2 separate regions of the Mus musculus genome follow, and region 1 is linked to region 2. A link is a loop called in an ENCODE intact Hi-C map of the cell type or tissue named here. Cell type or tissue: heart. All regions are shown on one strand. Each heading gives the region's core, and the rest is flanking DNA. Links, peaks and the distances in the headings are about the cores only.

What was found. Peaks named below come from ENCODE experiments on the same cell type or tissue, not always from the same donor. Only the 100,000 strongest peaks of a DNase experiment are listed, where the experiment ranks them.
Region 1: a loop joins it to region 2, with 5 times the contacts of the local background. A loop is called at or near these places in 1 of 42 quality-filtered maps.

The regions. Positions count from the first base shown.
Region 1 is chr7:71,586,496-71,596,619 of GRCm38, reverse strand. No RefSeq gene overlaps it. Among named protein-coding and RNA genes, the nearest start is that of Gm44689, 110 kb to the left of the region's middle. In heart, for the core only: no CTCF peak of the experiment used is centred there; a DNase peak (open chromatin) is centred at 8,779.
Region 2 is chr7:71,932,765-71,942,888 of GRCm38, reverse strand. It overlaps 4930441H08Rik (RIKEN cDNA 4930441H08 gene), which reads right to left. Exons shown (of 3, transcript NR_130995.1): 2 at 7,576-7,724; 3 at 3,698-3,788. Among named protein-coding and RNA genes, the nearest start is that of 1700011C11Rik, 23 kb to the left of the region's middle. In heart, for the core only: no CTCF peak of the experiment used is centred there; a DNase peak (open chromatin) is centred at 6,028.

The DNA.
Region 1 (10,124 bases), core at 977-8,976, 350 kb after region 2:
TTAACTTAGATTGCCACGATTGGTAAGGAGGTTGAAATGTTGTTGTTATCCTACCTCTTCACTAACTTCTTGGTACCATTCTGAGGAGTTCAGCATGATGTCAGCTGACCCCTTATTGTTACTGCATTCCCAATACTGTGCTCTTGGGATACTGTTGCCTGGCTGGAAGCTCTCTATTGGTTACAGAGAATGGAGATCAACTGAAAACCCACATACATCATATATACATTCTACAGAGGTGAAGAAGTGTACTCTGTTAGTCTCTGCAGTACACTCCATGCTTCTGAAACCTTAACCTTGGACTAATACTAGTTTGGAGATGGGATTGTTAAGTCTCCAAAACCTCACAAATGCCTATGACTGTGCTCAGTGTGCAATTGTCAGATATTTACTGATGACCTAAGAATGGGAAAAGTTGACTGCTATCAGTGCCCACATCTTCTATTTGCCCGTTTTCCTCATCTACAAATGCTTCAGAACTATGCTGCCTACCATGATTTCCACTTTCCGTGTCTTAGCATAAACAGAGAATACACAGGAATTTGGGGGGGGGGGTTAAGTTTTATCTGGGAAAGTTAAAAAGCAAAAATAAAGTATGCAAAACAATATATCACCTTTACTATAAACAGTGAAGGTACAGGTTAAGTAGGAGCACCTGAGTCTCACCAATCACCACTGCTGCATCTGAATGCAGGCATGGAGGAGAGTCTTCCTGGGGGGATACCTCGTTTCTCATTTCACTAAGAGATGGTGAATGCTTGACATTAAACATGAGGCTGAGAAGGGCAAGTATTCTTCCTGAGACCTCCAGAATAGAATGCCCTTCGTCCTACACCATGAAACTTACGCTGTGAGATTAGTGTTGGCCATTGAGTTTAGGGAACTCTAAACCAGTGGTTCTTATTATTTAATAGGGCTGGTGTGCATGGCAATCTGTTACAGCAGCAGAGGGAAATTAAATCTATCACTTGAAAATCTGTGGATCTGTATCTATCTCAAAAGTCAACAATGGAGAGGGAATGAAGACAACCTACCACTGAGTGTCCGCAATGGTATACTGATAACAATTATAAGAAAAAATGGGCTATTAAAAAAGTGGATTCAGTAGTGAACACATTTCCAAAGTTAACAAATTAAACCCCTAACAAATAAAAGAGAGATTGATACTATATTGCTCCTGGCATGATGCTACAGGATGTACCAACTAATTATGGGTGGCCCTTGTAAGAAATGAATGTATACTTTGTATGAATTGCATAAGATAAGAAAAGTTAACTTAAAAGTATAACTGGAAAATATCGACATGTAATTAACAGGCCTAGGATAAGTTTTCTTTCTTTCTTTCTGTCTGTCTGTCTTTTTCTTTTCTTTTTTGAAATAGGGTAGGATATAAATCTTCAAATATGATTTGTGAACTTTAAAATATTAAAAATAGATATACTATATATCTCTCTACATAAGACCATAGATACTTATGTATCTCTGTGATGGTTTGAATATGCTTGAATAGTGGCACTATTAAGAGGTGTGGTCTTGTTGGAATAGGTGTGGTGGCATTGTTGAAGGAAGTCTGTTGCTGGGCAAATGGGCTTTGAGATCTTCCTCCTAGATGCCTGGAAGCAACAGTCTTCTCCTGTTTGCATTCAGAACAAGATGTGGAACTCTCAACTCCTCCAGTGCCATGCCTACCTGGACCTTCCATGATAATAATGGACTGGACCTCAGAACCTGTAAGCCAGGCCCAATTAAATGTCATTTGTAAGACTTGCCTTGGTCATGGTGTCTCTTCAGAGCAATGAAATCCCTAAGACAATCTCTCCCTCCCTCTCTCTCTCTCTCTCTCTATATATATATATATACATATATATACATATATATATATATATATATATATATATATAGGATAGAAATTTACACATGCAAAAATGGTTCCTAATTAGATGTTGTTTAAAATTATATAGAATAGCCTCTCATTTTTAGAAAATGAACATTTTAGTACTGAATGATTTATTGGTATTCTCTTTGAAACGTAATGTAAACAAAAAAGCAAAGAGAAAATTGTGGGAAAATATTTGTAATTGTTTAACTTTAGTAAATAGTGCATATGTATTTAATAAAATTTCATGTTACCTTAAAAAACATGATAGTTTTAAAATAAATTTTAAAATAAGAAAGATTGACAAGTAGTGGGATATTTTCAAATTATCTAAATGATTGGAAGGATTCTAAAAATAGGAATGGAGCTTTCTAGAGCTTATTGTGCTGACAATTAAATAGACCAGATAAAGTGTTTAGAAACTGTGTGACACTGATGAGTCTCAATGGTAGCTCAGGCCTACATAGTCATCCCATGTGTATGTATCTGCATTATCAAGCCAGTTATAGGGTGCTAACCCATAAGCAAATGGCACTCCAAGTCATAACAATCAAAATGGCCAAGCAAAGCCGTTTCCCAAGAACTGAACAGTCAACAAGAGTAAAATATTTATACTGACTTAGCAGCAATTAAAAGCCAAGGACGACTCAATCTGACACTAATGAGGCCCCGATAACAAAGCCTGCTTCCTGGAAACTGTGGGAATTCCAACCATCTGCTTGTCTACCTAAATGGTAGGAGCTTCATGGCATTGCTAAGGCTTTTGTAGCAGCCAGACGTCCTGGCACCATACTGGAGGAAGCACTGAAGCAAACTCCCTTAGCATGCTAATTTTAGTTCATCAATATCTCATGTTAGTAACTCTTCAGAGCTCATTTAATAGCTACCAACATTCAATGGGATTGGGCATTATTTCCACAAAACAGGGTAGAAGGAATCCAAACAGTGGCATATAGTTTTGATCCTTTCCGAGAAACTGCATACCCACAGCTTCAATAAACACTACCACAGTGAATGGAATGAAAACCATTACAAACAAATAATGGGTTACTTCCTACATCCACTAGGCTATATCCTCAGTAAACTTTCTATGTAGAACAAATATAGTTACATGCACTTGAGTGACATGTGGACTCGCCTCTCTTCTTCTCTTCTGAAAGTTCTTTCAGTGTGTAAATCTTCCCCCAGTTGCTTATTTTTCTCTTCTCTGTCTCCCCCACATATCCTAACTCTCCAAAGCCTAAAGACCACCACTTCAGAGTAAATATAGAAATGATCCAAACTGAGGAATTTCTTTGTCTAGAAACAGAAGTTTGCTTATTTTAGCCTTCTAGGCAGGATGCAACTGGACATAAGTAGTGTCAACTTCTTTGACCCGTTTTACAAAACATTTAGGAATTGTCACATCACCTTAATGAGATCCCCAAAGGCTTTTTCTCTACTGAAATACAGTCTTAAGGACTGGGAATTTTTGTTCTGCAACCAAAGTTTCTACCAGTGCCCCTCCATTTCCCCAGTTTTTTCCCTCTAAAGCACAGCCTTGCTACAGTTGAGTGATTATAACAGACTCAAAGCCTCTGAAAGTAATGGGGTTACTCCAGCATCACAGTTCACTGGCCAGCCTCATTTTGGAAAATTCATCTCCCTTAATGTCGTTATAGTAAGGTGAGGCAGCCCTCACCTACACGGTGTGAGCTCTGACGCTTTGCAAAGCAAAGGCCAGAAGTAAGAAAGAAACAAACAGAGGTGGGATGCATCCAAATAATGTTAGTGAGGAAAATGAGTAAAAAAACAGAACAAAACAACAACAACAACAACAACAAACAAACAAACAAAAACCCTTATAACATACAATCTCTCATCAGGCCCAGATGGTTTTTTTTGTTTTGTTTTGTTTTTTGTTTTTTTTTATTAATTGGCATATTCACTGAAGGCATAAATTAAAGCTAGATTAGGCACAAGAATGTGCCCAAGGAGTGCACTAGTGGATACAGACTTTCAGAACAGCCAATCTCTGGCATGATCAACATGGAACCTAGGATCTTGTTTCCTTTAGAAATGCTTTCTTCAGCAACCATTCTTGTCTCATCTTTCCTGTAGCAATAGTTGTACCAGATCAGACATGTCCTGGATTCTAACCTTCAGTTCATTGAGTAGTACAGAGGAAATATGAGCAAATGTTAAAAAAAAAAAAAACAACAACAACAACAACAAAACAACCCACTGCTGGTCTAGTACTCATCACATACTGTTCAGAGCATAGCTTGGGGAGGAAAGAGTGGTGTAATGCCCCAAGGCAAGGGGAGAAATTGGGCAAAGTTTTCTGTCATGATGTCATGCTGAAGTGGACTTCTGAAAGACCAACATCCTGGTAGAGGAAGAAGCAGAAAATTGCTCTACTCTCATGAGTCCTGTGGGATTCTGAAAAGCATGGGCTAGGTGCCTAGGTCCGGATGTTGCAGATCCCAGAGGTGAGTAATGAGTGAAGAAGATGAAGAAGTAGAGGCAGGGCAACAGAGTAGATGAGCATTGTAGGTGCATGGTTCTGAGAAGTGAAAAGTGATGGAGGACCAAGTAAGAAGTTTTTAATCATGACTATGCAACCCTGAAAATGATCTCATGAAAGACTAAATAAAAAGCAGAGGTTGACTTGAACTAGGTCCAAAGAAAAGTGAACATGTTAGACTCTATTCTTATCTTCTTTTATCTTGGTCAGCATAGAGGGAGATGGGAAGGGGCTATGTATACTAGCTGTGTTGATGTTTAACAGCCACAGAAAAAGGGCAAAATTTGCAATGTCAGTGTCTCTGACTTGTGCACTTATTAAAGACAACTTCCTCTGCACTGTCTTCTATCAACCTTAAGCAGCATTTGACAGACAATAAATTAATTCCTGGAAGAGGCATCTTTTAAAACATTTGTAGAGTCAAAGGATTTTAAGTCATAGGCTACAAGGGGTTCTATGTAATTACAAAAGTACTGAACTTTATGTAATTAGGTTGAGGCATGTAAGGGAGCCACTGTGTTAGCATGTGATACAGATTGGTGTAATTTGAATATCAGTCTATACAATTTTATCCTATAAAGACCGAGCCACATCTTCTTTCTTTGGAATAGCTGTAAATGAGTCTACTGCATCTATTACACAAATACACTCTCCTTTTCCCAGGAAAGTTAGATATTCGGATGGCACTTATCCAGCACAACACGTTCAATGTTACAAGGTTCTGATTCTGACACTGAGACACTCCAGACAAATGACACATTGCAGAAGTGAAAGGAGCTAATTTGGAAGTTAAGAGGGAGCACTGTGGGAAACTTCTCTATGGAAAAGACTACATAGATTCTAGACATCTGAACAGAGATAGGAGATAGTAACTTAATCTTAGTAGATGGAAGAGTGAAAAGAATGGAGATTTGTATCCATCAAAAAAAGATGTTTAAAGAAATCATGGTACATGTATGTTAATGTAGCATAGGGTTGAGATAAAGTGCTTGCCTGACATACATGAGACCTGGATTCCATCTCCGTTAATGGTAAGAGAAAACAAAAAGAGAAAGGTTTTAAAGAAATAGAAGCACATGAAACTGCTTAAAGAAATATCATGAAAATGCAATTGAGAAATGGGGGGAAAACTCAAAGATTTTTGCTCACAAAAAGTTATGTTATATTGCTCACAGTGACCCCACAATCTGTGCATCTAGTGTACAGACTAGTGAAATAGGCTATAGTGGTTTAAATAAGAAAGGTCTTCCCTGTGCTCTGGCATTTAAGCACCTCATATCCAGTTGGTGGCAATATTTTGGGAGGCTTAGGAGGTGTGGCCTTAGGGAAGCACGTATGTCAATGGGGGCTTGGGAGTTTTAGATCCACCTATTTCCAGTTCATCCTCTCTGTCTCAGATTTTCATTACTGCCACAAAGCCTGCTCTTTTCAGCCATATTACTCACCATTATGTTGGGAACTCTGAGACAAAATAAGAACTTTCCCCCATAAGTTGCCTTGCACACAGCGTTTTATCATAGCAATGAAAAAGTAACTGAAACACAGGGTTTGCTCACAAATTCAGAGATCAACATGGGAAGAAGCCATGCTGTAACTCACCCAGAGCTCCTGAGAAGGAGAGTTATAGTCTGTGTGCTGGATGTAAGAGGAAATTTTCTCTACGGACTTGGGCTGAATAAGAGAAGTCCCCATACCATGATTATTTGGAAAGTGACTAGTCAAACTCAGGGATGAGTTTTTAGTGTCATTTCCTTTGAAATTTATTTAAAGCTAACACGTGCAATGATCATAAATGATCATTATATTTAAAAATGAGTGGACAGAAAGTCCCTAAATCTCTGAATACAAATTCATGCACTTTTTTTTTTCAAACGCTACCCAAGTCATACCACATGGGAAATGGATGACTAGAGGAAGCCATTGCTTTTATCTATGTGTGCAAACATATACAGATGAGTCAAGGGAGCCTATGGAAACTCTTCTGTGGTGTAAAGTGTCAATGCCGACTAGGAATATGGTATTTTCCTAATCGTCGTCCTTGACTCATATTGATTTCCTGATGTGAAATGTTCTCTTAGATTTTAGCCTAATTTGCTAATCAAGGCAAACAATGCCTGGAACCTTGGTGGGATATTCCAATGTTAGAAGATATTTTCTCCAGTGACCTGGACATTCAGATCCTGAAAAGCTTTTGGGTTACAGAGAGAAATTGAAGTCAGGGAGTATGGCCCTGACGCTGCCTTGTCTTTATGGACAGGATATCTGGTTCATTGGTATAAGAGTTTGTGTGTAGTGTTCAGCCTTTGGCGTGGTAAGCTTGTTATTTATTGATATAGCTTCAAAAGGTCACAAGCCACCATTGGATTTTGTATTTTTTTTTTTTTTTTTGAGAACAGTGGACTTATCCAAAGGGAAGAAAGGAAGATAGCTTGGGTCTCTACAATTGTCCTTTAGCTTAACCATGCTGACTACCTATGCTAAATTAAGTAGATATTCAAGAAATCTTGATGCCACAAATGAAAGTTTTGGAACTTAAGAGATTTTTGATAAGCTTTCAAATATTTCTCTGTAAGACTGCCAAAAAATCAATGTACAGGGTCAGTTACTACAGCAAGATACTCTGATTATAAAAATATAATATGGCTCAAGCTGTGCCTGCATGTGCGCACATGCATGTGCACTCAAGTTTGTGTATGGGTGTGTTTCTATGTGTGGGTGGTGCTAGGCAGCAAACTCCAGTTTGGAGATGCTAAATAAGTGCCTTCCCACTGAGATATATACCCAATCAATACCTGATATGACTTAACAGCTTCATAGTCAAAACAATGAAAGTAAGAAAATCAAGAGCGTCTTTTCTTTTTGTGTGTGGTGTGATTGTACATACACATCCTGCTTGCAGGTGTGTGTGTGCAGGTAAGGTTGACTCCTTGGGCCTTCCTTGTTTTTTTTGTTTTTTCCTCTACCTTATTCATTCTTGCAGGGTCTCTCATTTGAGCCAGGAGCTCAGTGATATAGGGAAGTCTAGATAGCCAACTTTCTCTGAGGATCTGATCTCTATCTCAGAGTGCTGGAGTTACAACTAGCATTTTATTTGGGTAGTAGGGGTCTGAATTACATCCTTATCTTGCATGTATGCATCCTCTCTGTGGAGCCATTTTCTCCACCCTCTACACCAAGTGTTACTTCACTTTAGGTACAGCAAATACTCATTGAGGCAGTTCATATCATACAAGAACAGAGCATGACCAGCTCTTTGCAAATGTTAGGATGACACAACCCTGACTGTGTACTATCACTGCAGCATCCAGAGAGCTCACAGTTTCTATATAAGAGCAGATAATAGGAGACAAATGGTCTTTAACACTAGCTGTAGGATTCATTTTAAGAAGAAAAAAAAAATGAACGCACCTAAATAGGTTTACGTGTGATGATACAATTTAGATTTGTTTGACATATTGTGGTGTAATATTTGAAATGGCTAATAAGTCTCTAAAGCTGCTGCACACAGGAAAACAAATTAAGTCTGCCTATTGTAAAGAGATTGCCTCGATATATGAGATGGGAAAACACAGAATGCTTCTCTTAAGTACTCTTTAAAGGTGGTCCTTAAGGAATATATGATAAAGAATGGGACGTTTGCTGGGGCATTTTAGCCTCAGCAAAGCCATTTATAATTGCCAATGCCATGCTGAGTAGGCTCTGGAGAAGTGGCGTCTTCATGGCATATTTAAAAGCCAGCTCACAACTACCAGTAAGAATGGCTCATAAGGCTGACAACTCCTGATCTACCATCGTAGTTACTTGGAAAATAAACCTCTTTCACGCACATTAGACCTTAGAGAACACACACATTACAAATTATAGTGGAGGTAAGTCACCATTTGTCTAATTGATCAATTTAGCATGTTTGAAATGTTTGTGATGTTAAAAAAGGAAAATCTTCAGGAACTTAAGAGTTGGAAAGGCGTTTTAGAAAACTCACATTCCATCAGTCATTCAAACGATGCATTGAGTATGAATCCCCCCGGTTAACTTGAATGACATCATGGCCCATGTAAGAGAGCTGAAATTAATCACGGTAATTCTGTTGTATGACCTACTTTGGCATTTTCATCTGACAGAGCCAGGAAATGGGCTGGCTAATAGTCCATTTTGGAGTATTCAAAGATCTTAGCAATTCCATATTTAAGGAGGTTAATAGGATACTAATTGGGGCCTAGGTGAAGAGTTCACAAGAAAAATGAACTCACCTGAACATGAGGCGCCCGTGCAGTCGGGTTGCCCCCACCCACTACAACTGCTCTTCCAAGTGGCTTCACCTTGCAACTTAGAGGGGAGGAAATCTTGCACCTTGGGAGACTTGAACAGCCACCATTCTGTCTCCTGTTTCCTGAAAAACAATGGCTGGCCAAAGGCCAGGGTCACAGAACGGTAGGAAGGTCAGCATTCTGCTTCATAGGAAACAGAAGGAAAGAAGAAATCCCAAGGGCTAAAAACGTGTGCTGAAATCAAGCCCATTTCAGAACTGGTGCAGATTTCAGTAGAAGTGCTCTTTGCTAAGACTTCAGAAGTTCTGGTGTAAAAAAGAAAAACATAAATGAACTCCTCTTTGCCATCTCTGAAAAACAAACATGGCGTGCATCACGCATCTGCTCGTTTAATACAGCAAGTTCTGAAAGTCTCCAGTTTGGTTCAGTGTTACTCTGACCAGCCAGTGCTGCCACACAACAGCCCTGAAATGCAACAGAGAATAATATATCTTTCCGTTTTCTCCCCTGTAAGCAAATACAACAACTCCTCAGGTGTCTCTTAAATATTTCAGGCTCCTCTGCCCTCTGCCACACCTGGCAATGACTACCCTAATGGTACCTCTGTGTTGCTGTTTCTCACTTTGTCCTATTAAAATGGTCCCACAGATCACCCAGTGTCCTTTCTCTAATATTCCCTGGGGCTTTTCTGTACAGAAAGAGTTAAGAATCTTTCTTTCCTAAAGGTACATGGCATGTCTTTCTATCCCTCCTTCTGTGTGCAATCAATCTTGCAAGTTTCCAGGAGCCACTGGGATTTTTAAAAAACAGCTGTAATCTGCGGCCATTGATGGTGGAGTAGATTGTTTGCCAAACTATTACCATAACTGTCAAACAAAATCAGAAAAATAATCTCATTGTGCTGGACAGATGCGTTTCCTGCATTATTGATATAGTCGCTCCAGAGTAATAGCGAAATATAAAGCATTGTTCTATTTACAAAAGGAGATTGGCCAAGTCCTTGAAAGTAAGCATGAGGGACAGGCACTTACAGGAAGTGAGATATAGGGAGCTCAGGAAAAGTTATGTGCCAGAGTCACATGACCCTACAGTCAGCATGAGAGCCCAGCTGCAGGTGGTTTTCTCTGAGTCTAAAAGAGCTGTTCAAATGACTAAGGCAAGCCCGGTGGAATTGGTCACTCATTTTTTTTTTTATCCCATACTCCAACAGTTCTCCCAAGTATATAAGCTGTCCTAATGTGTCCCCTACACTGCTCTGGGTAGTGAGTGGCCCTCTTTACACCAATACTTCATAGGAGAGTTGAATTGTTTATCTTAAGCAATAAGCCCATGATATAAAGAGTTGGATATAGCTCATGTTGAGAAAGGTAAGTAGTTGCTGCTGCTCCATGGCTGTTCTACCATGATTGGAACTATGAATAATGCTGAATGACCCTGCATGTTGAGCGTGCACACTGGGAAACATCGGGGCACG
Region 2 (10,124 bases), core at 1,374-9,373:
AAAAAGCAATATTGTTCCTCTTTGCCAACGTGAAAATGACTGGAACTATCGTGGGATTACTTGGCCTCCCTAAACCCATAATATGAAAAGAAGCTAATTGGGTACCAACCTCATTCCTTGTGGGCTTTACCATCATCCTCATTCCCTCCCACTGCATCCCCATTCTCCCTTTCAGGAAATGAGTTTGGGGACATTTCCCATGCTGGCCCAACATTGGAATTCATAGCACTTGTGTGCACTTAGAAGCCTCAATTCGCTCCGGTTTCTGGGATGCTCTGGGAGCATGGTTTATAAATCAATCCTGTGGTGTACTGTATGCAGAGAGCAGGACCTCTGTGAACTCTAGTCAGATTGAATTGCACGGGCAATGGAGTGACCTTAAGAGTTTACAGTAAAGAAAAACAAAGGCTGTATAAACAGGACAATTGAAGGGACACTTACAACATTCACAAGGCACTATTGGAAAGGCAGGGAATGCTATTTTCTTTTGTTTCCAATTTGGTCTTTCTCATTCACTATTTGCTGAGAATCACTGCCTGATAAGCCATGGATTGGGGTCTAGATGTAGCCAAGACTTCAACCTAAGTTGTTATTGAAATAAGTTAAATCAATCTCTGTTCATTATTTTTAGCCTGTTCTTAAGCATAACATGTTAAACATAATATGATCCAGACCTGAGCTCATTCCTGGACCTCTGCAGTGACAGCATCACTGTCATTATTTTTTTTTGCATCTATAAGTACAAGCTCAGTAGCTTTCCTGTTTTCTGCACACTCAATGTTAGTACTCCAGCAACCTGGCCCAAGAAAGCAAGTTTTCTAAGCTGCAAACACCTTTAAACTGATCTGCTTCATTAGAGATTCAATGTAACAGGATAATAACAAAAGGAACAGTTTGTGCAGTGAATGCATGAGCTGCCTAACCACTGTGTGCAGGGCTAAGCATCCCTGCCTTGCACAGGCAGTAATAAGCAAGGATAGAGTGGGAAATGGTACAAAAGCTACATGCCTGTCCCGGTATGATCAGTGATTTTTTTATGTCTATGTAAAAAGCTCTATTTAAGCTCCTTGCCCCTTAATGACCAGGCAGCTGTTTGGAATGCAGGAAGTCTGCAACTGTCTCAGGGCAGGTGGGATTTGTGTCATGCACAGTGTAGCTCTATCTCTGTTGATTTCCAGAAAGATAGTCATCCCACAGTCTCCCTGACCACTGTGTCCATCTGACCAGACTCCGAGGAGTTTATTATCTGAAACTCCTCACGGTGTGGGCTCAGTGACAGGTGTGTCAAGAGGAGAACAATAACCAGAAACAGATGTGTGGAATATTCACCAATATGTCAGCAACTATGATGCATTTCAGCAGAGTCTGCTCTCATCCTGAACAAATAAAAAAAAAAATAATAAGAGAAAAGAAAGGAAGAAAGAAAGAAGGTACATTTGTTTCCATGAGGCCAATTTCCATGCCAAACAGAGCATCGGTCTGGCTCTTGTGTTTGGTACAAACAGGACTCACACACTCAAAAATAATGTCAAAAGTTCAAAGGGTGGAGAGTTAAGAATTTTCACATGGGCAAATAAATGAGGTCTGCTGATTGGCTGGCCTTCACTCGGCTCTCCATGAAGTGTCTCCTTGGGACTAGGGTGATGTGTGGCTTTGATTCCCTGCTCTTGTTCTTCCATAACATGGTTTGGAATGTAGCCCAGTCCTAAGAGATTGGGGGTCACTCCGGCTTGATAGTGTAAGGTCAGAAAATGGAATGAAGCTCGGATATCTCAATTGAGATTTGAGTGTATATAAGTATAAATCAAAACCGAAAAATCCTTGAAGGGACACCTTGCAGCTGTCGCTACAAATGAAAGGTTTCAAAATAAGTAGATACAAGCATGTGGGGACGACTGCAGCTGATAATTCCCTGCTGGTCTTTCTAGAAGAATACCAGCGTGCAGATGAGCATTTAGAAGTCTAAGCAATAATGCTCAGTGAGTCTTTAATAAATCTTAAATTACTTCTTGAACAGTATTTTAGGTATTTAAAAAATCACCTTCATTACAGACCTTTCATGGTATTATAGAAATTTAGAAAATTTACTAGGAAGTCCAGTACATATCAGATTAACAGGACCATTTTTTTCTTGGAATATCATAATAATTTTACAGTTAGGTCATCCATTCAGAAAGAAACGAAGAAAGCTAGGGGATTTTTGTCTCCTTTTCCTCCTAAATGGCACTGTCTCATTTGGCTGTAGGATAGTCAGGATTTTATGTTTATTTAAACAGACATCTCTCTAGTTTATGGGCATATTCCAGGGAAGAACTGCATGTCGCTTCGAGTGTAGTTCTTATGGGCAAACACCTGATCCCCCTTAATAAAAGATAAAAGGGAAACAGTGCCCTTGCCGTACATTGAGACACCCCCCTTCCTGCCCTGCTGCCTGGCAGATCCAGCCTTATCAGTTGACCTTTCTTATCTGGCGCAGCATTGAATGTGCTGCACTCTGAACAGTGGTTGCAAGTGATGCCTCTAGTGCCACTTGAAAGCCTCTACTGCAGAACTTGTTTGCATTCAACAGTGTTTAGGATTATGGTTATAAGTCCCAGGGGTTTCAGAATACATGATAGTGTGTAGAACTGCTGTTCAGCTGAGCCAAAGTCACCTCTCCCTCAAGTAATGTTTCAAGGCAACATTTTCTAAGAACCTCATTTTAGGATCTCCTGCTATGCTCAACAAAGGTGGCTCCACTCATACGACATTATCTTTTGACAGGTCTCTTTAATGTATTTCTTGTCATTTGTGGTTTAGAAGAAGTCAATGTATCACATTTACACAATGAAGTTTGGGCACCTGCGTAGGGCCTCAGTGAATATTTTCCAAAAGGATTTTATGTCCAACACTGATCCTGAAGACTGTGAGCAGATTTTAGACTTAAGAGTGACCCGGGGTCACAGAAGTTTGAGATATGGTAAATTAAACTTAGTAAGTTATATTAAATGCAGAATCTCCCAGAACAGTTAATACCTGAGATTAGTTGCATGAGATTGCTGAACCAAACTCAAACTTGAGACTTTTCTAGATTTGTTTTATTTATTATTATTGTTGTTGTTATGATTATCATCATCGTCGTTGTCATCATCATCAGCTGCCGCAACAGTAGTTAGTAGTACTCATCTTTCTTGTGTTTTTGAGATAGTCTTTCATATTGTAGCATTGTCTGGGTTCAGGCATACAACATACAGCTTGCCTCAACCTCCAGCACGCTGGGACTATAGGCATGTGTCAACACGTGACTCTTTCTCCTACACTTAAAAAATTTCCTTCACTGTATTTAAGCAATGCTCTTTTTTGGGGGCCTATTTCCCTTTGCTTCATGTTCCAGGGGGTTTAGCAAATGCTGTGCTACATACTGTGGTTCTTGTCTTCCCTCTTAGAAGACGAAAACTGCCACGTCTCAAGATGGCTTATGTCAAGAGCAGGTGACATCGGAGTTTAAATTAGATTAACTGGCCTATAATTTTATTTAAGCCAAACTGAGAGGTTTTTTTTTAATTCCCATAAATGGACAAACTGTTATGTACTTGAAATGGAAAAGAGAAAGGAATCAAAGCGTTAAAACATGTGGACTAACCTCTTCAGCAGACACCCACATAGAGCTTCGCAAATCATTTAAAATGTGACAAGGAAAAAGAAAACCTGATCAAGTGACTGTCCAAATAATTATAGTTTATTCTTCAACTTTTCCTCATTGAAATCACGTTGTCACAGAGTAGTCATCTTGACACGACTAATTATTGCTATGCAAGAAGAGAGAAAGAGAGAGAGAAAAAAATCTTTAAATTGTAGTTTAACTAATTCTCGTCTTTGAAGAAATCACTGAAACAAGGGGTCTGTGAAGAATAAAAATCTCCCCTCTCTCTTCTTCGACTCTGGTTACTCAGGACTCTGCCATCCCCTCAGGAACCTCTCCTGTGACTCTTCATCTGTCACCTTGACCCCAAGTGTTAGCCATCTAATTCATCAAAGACAATGTGCCACACTTACAGAGAAAAAGCATATTGAGCTGGGTTAGTGTCAAAAGATGACAAGAACCAAACCTGGCCCTGCCATCCAGAGGTGAGTTCTTTACTGCACACTCACTCTCTTCTGTCTCAACCTCTTTGCCCGTGGCATGTTTCCATGAGATCAGATGACACCACGGATTCCTTGAAGCTAGAATGGCACGTGCTGCTCTGTCTATGAGCAGCATCCTCAGTCTTCCACAGGAAGCAAGGCAGTGACACCTCAATTGTTAGAGATAACTTCAGGGTAGTCAATGATTGGTTAACTATGGTCACATTTGCCCTTAATGGAAATGGTCCTGAATTGAAAGAGGGGGCAAGATTCAACTCCATCTCCGAGGAGTTATCTGAATATGTGTGCACTTGATACTGAGCTTTGACTAGGAACAAAGAGAAATTTCCATTCTGAACTCTGTCCCAGTTGATAGTGCCCAAACTAAACACAACTAGGAATCGTTCTCAGAATAACTAAGCGAATACTTTCCACATATCCATGGCTCCTGTGTACCAATGGCAGTGGTTGGACTGAGATCAGCTCTAGTTTGCAAATAGGAAAAGGAGATTCCACATTCTGCATGGTCCCATTGAAGACTTAGGCATTAAATCGCTCCTCGAATGGGAGCATTATAGACCAACCAAAGGCTTTTCTTTTTCTTTCTTTCTTTCTTTTTTTTTTAAAAAGAATATATATAGATTTCCACTTTTACATAATCTCAAATCAAGGAAAAAGCAAACAACCCATTGAAAATTAAGTTGCCTAAACTATTCCAACAAGCACGGTTTCAGGTGGCCTGTATAAGGATGCTTTTCTTCCCAAGAGAGTTATGAGACCCTTCCAGGGAACTTGTTCTAGGCGATAAGAATGAGGCCAGTGTTTGTTGACATTAAAAGGACATGGCATCCGCACCAGGCCAGAGAAGGGGCTGGTTGCACAAATTAAAGTCAAGCATATCACAGCCAGATTAGCAGAGCTGAGTTAGCTGTCTCCCATTTCTCTCCTTTTCTTTTTCCTTTTGCTTTTTTTTAACATCTCTAAATAAGTGTGTGTGTGTGCTTGTGTGTGTGTGTGAGAGAGAGAGAGAGAGAAAGAAAGAGATATTTGTTTTGTGTCATCATCCTTTCTCACCTTTTCCTGTTCCTATTTCTCTAATTACATGGGGATACCATTTACAATAAAATATGAGGAAAAAAATTAAATCAAGATGGCTACTTAATCTGCATCTGACTTGATCTGGCCACTAGGAATTTTGACCTAAATACACAGTGGAAATGGAAAGCTCCTGAAAAATGATAATGCATGCAAATTATGTTAGCAAAAATGATTCTGTTGTTATGAAAAATTAGACAAAACCAATATGCTGGAAGGTTTTCTTTCTTTCTTTTTTCTTCTTCTTTTTTTCTATCTTAAACAGATTTGAAACTCACTGGAGCCGCCTCTTCGTGTACTAGAGGGTTGCGCTCAATGGGTCAGTTCACCCATGAAGAGCTTTAATTGCTTGATATTTTAAAGGAATTTTCTATTTTATTAGTAGAGGGAGAAGGGCAAGAGCGAGGAGGGAGAGTCATTTGTGTGGGAGAACTGAAAGCTGTATGTGGGAAGCTTGAAAGTTTCAAATACAACATCCTTAATGAACAAAAATTTCATCCTCACAACAGGAAGCTGATTTTGAAATCTGTCATGGTCTCTGCCACCAGAACAGGGGGACAGTTTCATGAGACAGGAGGGTTGTGAGGTAAACTCAAATTAAAAAAAAAAAAAAGTTAAGTATTAATTTCAGCCAAGCCAAAGGACAAAGCTAACACAACATTTTAGTTGTTGTTTTAATTTTTCCCACGTCAATTTCCTCCAGGAACACAGAATGGGAGGCTCACAGGCTTGAACAAGGAAGAATTGCAATACAAGCTCAGTGCGGCTGCTGTGGCTTCCTGCTCTCCTTCCGCACCCCCACCCATGACTTCCTTTGTTCCTTAACCATGAGGCAGCTGTTTCCTCTGGAATCATATTCCCCAGCTGACAGGTCTCTGCATCCCAGAACCCCCTGTCCAGAAAGCGCATCAACTCAGCCTGCTTCTCCCCAACCCTTCTCCCTCCCCATAGTAGCCCTATCCCCAGCCCTGGGTTCATGCTGACTTTCACAAGGGAAGAAATCAGGAAAAAAAAAAAAAAAAAGAATAGTGGCCCAAGCATTTGAGATTTTCATCTGCAACTGGCAAAGCAAGTGTTGTAAAATATTCAGGATCTCAGGTCTCAGACTGGGAAAATGTTTCCAGAGCTGTCTTCTGTGAACCAAATGTTGCTCAGCATCCGTTTCCTAGCTGTCTTGTAAAATTAGTGCTTTGGAGCACACACATCAGTATAGGAACTATTGTTTGCCAGAAACTGGGACACAGCTCAAGGTAGGAGGTACACTGTGTTGTAAGTGGTAGTTCTTCCTGCAGGATCTTAGTTTTATTATGTATTTATACTAAAACTTTGGGGTAAATAAACAAGCAATAGAAGAAGTCTCGTGTATTATATATATTGAAAAGGGAAGCATTCTGAAAGCATAAATCCATACTTATATCACTGTGAAAGTTTGGAGCATTTATCATCTGTCATAATATGTTGGTAAAATGTGAAATAAGGAAGAGTAAGGTATGTGTATGTTGATTAATGCAAGGTAAGAAAATGAAGCAAGAAAGGTTCACGTTAGCTGGGGTTCTCCAGAGAAACTGGACTGATTGGAGTGTGCTAGATAGGTAGACATTTATGGGTGATAATGTTGGAAAGAATAGATAATGATAGGAAGGTGGAGGATGGCTATAGGTACATTATAGATTAGTTACAGAATTATTACAATGATGATAGAGGAAAGATACATAAATGACAGATTGATGATAGATATAGATGATAGATTGATAGATGGATGGATAGACAGATGGATGGATGATATGTGAAGTGATGTCTCTAAGATAAATGAGAAATGAATACATATGTATACATACACATAAATACAGAGGTAAAGATCTGTTACAGAATTGAGTCACATAAGAACACAAGGAGTCCCACTATCCTGTGTGTACAAGTTGGAGAACCAGGAAAGACTAGAGTATAATTCACTCAATCAAGAAGGATGATGGTGTAAGTTTGGTTTCGACTACAAAGGCTGGGAAATACAAAGTTACAAATATCCCTGGCATCTAACAGTCCCATTTTGAGCAAAGAGAGCTGTGTTCTTCTCCCACTTCTGTTTTGGGGGACCCTCAGAGTTAGATGATGCTCCACCATACTGTGCAGGATAACTAGTCTGTTTAGTAGTTCATATGTTGAGGTCTTCTGGAAACAGCCTCACAAGATTACCCAGAAACATTTCTGTAGCTGTCTGACAAATGCCTCCATGAAGAAACAATAGCAGAGATACTCTGTGAACTGGCAAGAAAGTGAAAGTGATGAGACACTGACTTAGTAAAAGACCCATGAGTGAAGGCACACGTTTTGGACTGAGGATGGATCTTGGAAACGACTGGGCAGCTGCTTCATCACCTGTAGGGAAGAGTGAGTTCTAGGGTAGTACGTGTGGAGCTCCAGATCCCACAGAGTCCTGAAGGAGAGCCACAGGCAGGGCTCGTTCTCTGGCTGGCCATTGGCACCACTGGGTTTCTGATGGTTTTCATTCTTCCCCTCTCTGTAGCCTAGGAAAGCAGTTTCATGTAGTAAGATGTTAGAAGTCTATACTTATACAGCAGAAGAATCCATGACTTCAGAACTCACCTTTGTCACTTATTAGCTAAACAACTTTAGGCCATTCATTAGAAAGTCCCTGAGCCTCAGATTTCTCACTGTTAAACAGGAAATGAATTGCATTGCCATAGACTAAGGTAAAGATTAATCATGTGCTCAAATTGTTGCATAAATGTTTGCTCTATAATAATCATTATAAAAGAGTACAATTGCTTTTTATTATGGTTGTTGATGTTGTTACTAAGGAGCAGGGTATATTTAAGTTATTTGAAGAACAACCTAGTTAGAATCAATATGTTCTCCATAAAATGCAAAGAAATTAAGTTGAAGAGTTAGAGATATCAACGTTGTAAGTCCATTGGATGACAGATGATTGTTTTTGTGTAGTAAGAAGAGGTTTTAGAGCCTTGGTGTTTGTTAAATTATGAAATTTTTCTTAAAATCCATGAACTAATATAATAATTTTGAATTCTTAATGTTTATATGAATTCAATACAATTTACAATTATCACATAGTCATAGAGAAATATTCATTAAGAGTAGGGGGTGCTAGAGAAAAAGGAGAGGGGTGGAATGGAGGTTCGTGCAGGGGAGACCTGGAAGGGGGATAACATTTGGAATTTAAGCAAGCAAAGTGATTAATAATAATAATAAAGAGTAGGAATGCTTCAGCCAAGTTACTTGACATAGGATTCTGCCACACTACAGGATTGAGCCAAGATATGTCATTCACCTAAACCTTGTTTTTCTTATTTGACAAATGAAGATAAGAGTTTTTTTTTTATTAGATATCTTCTTTATATACATTTCAAATTTCAAATGCTATCCCAAAAGTTCCCTATACACTCACCCTGCCCTGCTCCCCTACCTACCCACTCCCGCTTCTTGGCCCTGGCATTCCCCTGTACTGGGGCATATAAAGTTTGCAATACCAAGGGGCCTCTCTTCCCAGTGATGGCCAACTAGGCAATTTTCTGCTAAATATGCAGCTAGAAACATGAGCTCTGGTGGTACTGGTTAGTTCAAATTGTTATTCCACTTATAGTGTTGCAGACACCTTCAGCTCCTTGGGTACTTTCTCTAGCTGAGCCCTGTGTTCCATCTTATAGATGACTGTGAGCATCCACTTCTGTATTTGCCAGGCACTGGCATAGCCTCATACGAGACAGCTATACTAGGGTTTCTTCATCAAAATCTTGCTGGCATATGCAATAGTGTCTGAGTTTGGTGGCTGATTATGGGATGGATCCCCAGGTGGGGTAGTCTCTGGATAGTCTATCCTTTAGTCTTAGCTTCAAACTTTGTCTCTGTAACTCCTTTCATGGGTATTTTGTTCCCTGTTCTAAGGAGGAACAAAGTATCCACCCATTGGTCTTCCATCTTCTTGATTGTCTTGTGTTTTGCCAATTGTATCTTGGGTGTTCTATGCTTCTGGGCTAATATCCACTTACCAGTGAGTGCATATCTAATGACTTCTTTTGTGATTGGGTTACCTCACTTAGGATGATATCCTCCAGATACATCCATTTGCCCAAGAATTTCATTAATTCATTGTTTTTAATAGCTGAGTTGTACTCCATTGTGTAAATGTACCACATTTTCTGTATCCATTCTTCTGTTGAGGGACATCTGGGTTCTTTCCAGCTTCTGGCTATTATAAATAAGGCTGCTATGGACATAGTGAAGCATGTGTTCTTATTACCAGTTGGAACTTCCTCTGGGTATAAGCCCAGGAGAGGTATTGCTGGATATTCCAGTAATATTATGTCCAATTTTCTGAGGAACCTCCAGACTGACTTCCAGAGTGGTTGTACAAGCTTGCAATCCCACCACAATGGAGGAGTGTTCCTCTTTCTCCACATCCTCACCAGCATCTGCTGTCACCTGAGTTTTTGATCTTAGCCATTCTGACTGGTGTGAGGTGGAATCTCAAGGTTGTTTTGATTTGCATTTCCCTGATGATTAAGGATGTTGAACATTTTTTCAGGTGCTTCTCAGTCATTTGGTATTTCTCAGGTGAGAATTCTTTGTTTATCTCTATACCCCATTTTTTAATGGAGTTATTTGAATTTCTGGAGTCCAGCTTCTTGAGTTCTTTGTATATATTGGATATTAGTTCCTTATCAGATTTAGGATTGGTAAAAATCCTTTCCCAATCTGTTGGTGGCCTTTTTGTCTTATTGACGGTGTCTTTTGCCTTACAGAAGCTTTGCAATTTTATGAGGTCCCATTTGTCCATTCTTGATCTTACAGCATAAGCCATTGCTGTTCTGTTTAGGACTCTTTACCCTGTGCCCATATCTTCGAGGCTTTCTCTCACTTTCTCCTCTATTAATTTAAGTGTCTCTGGT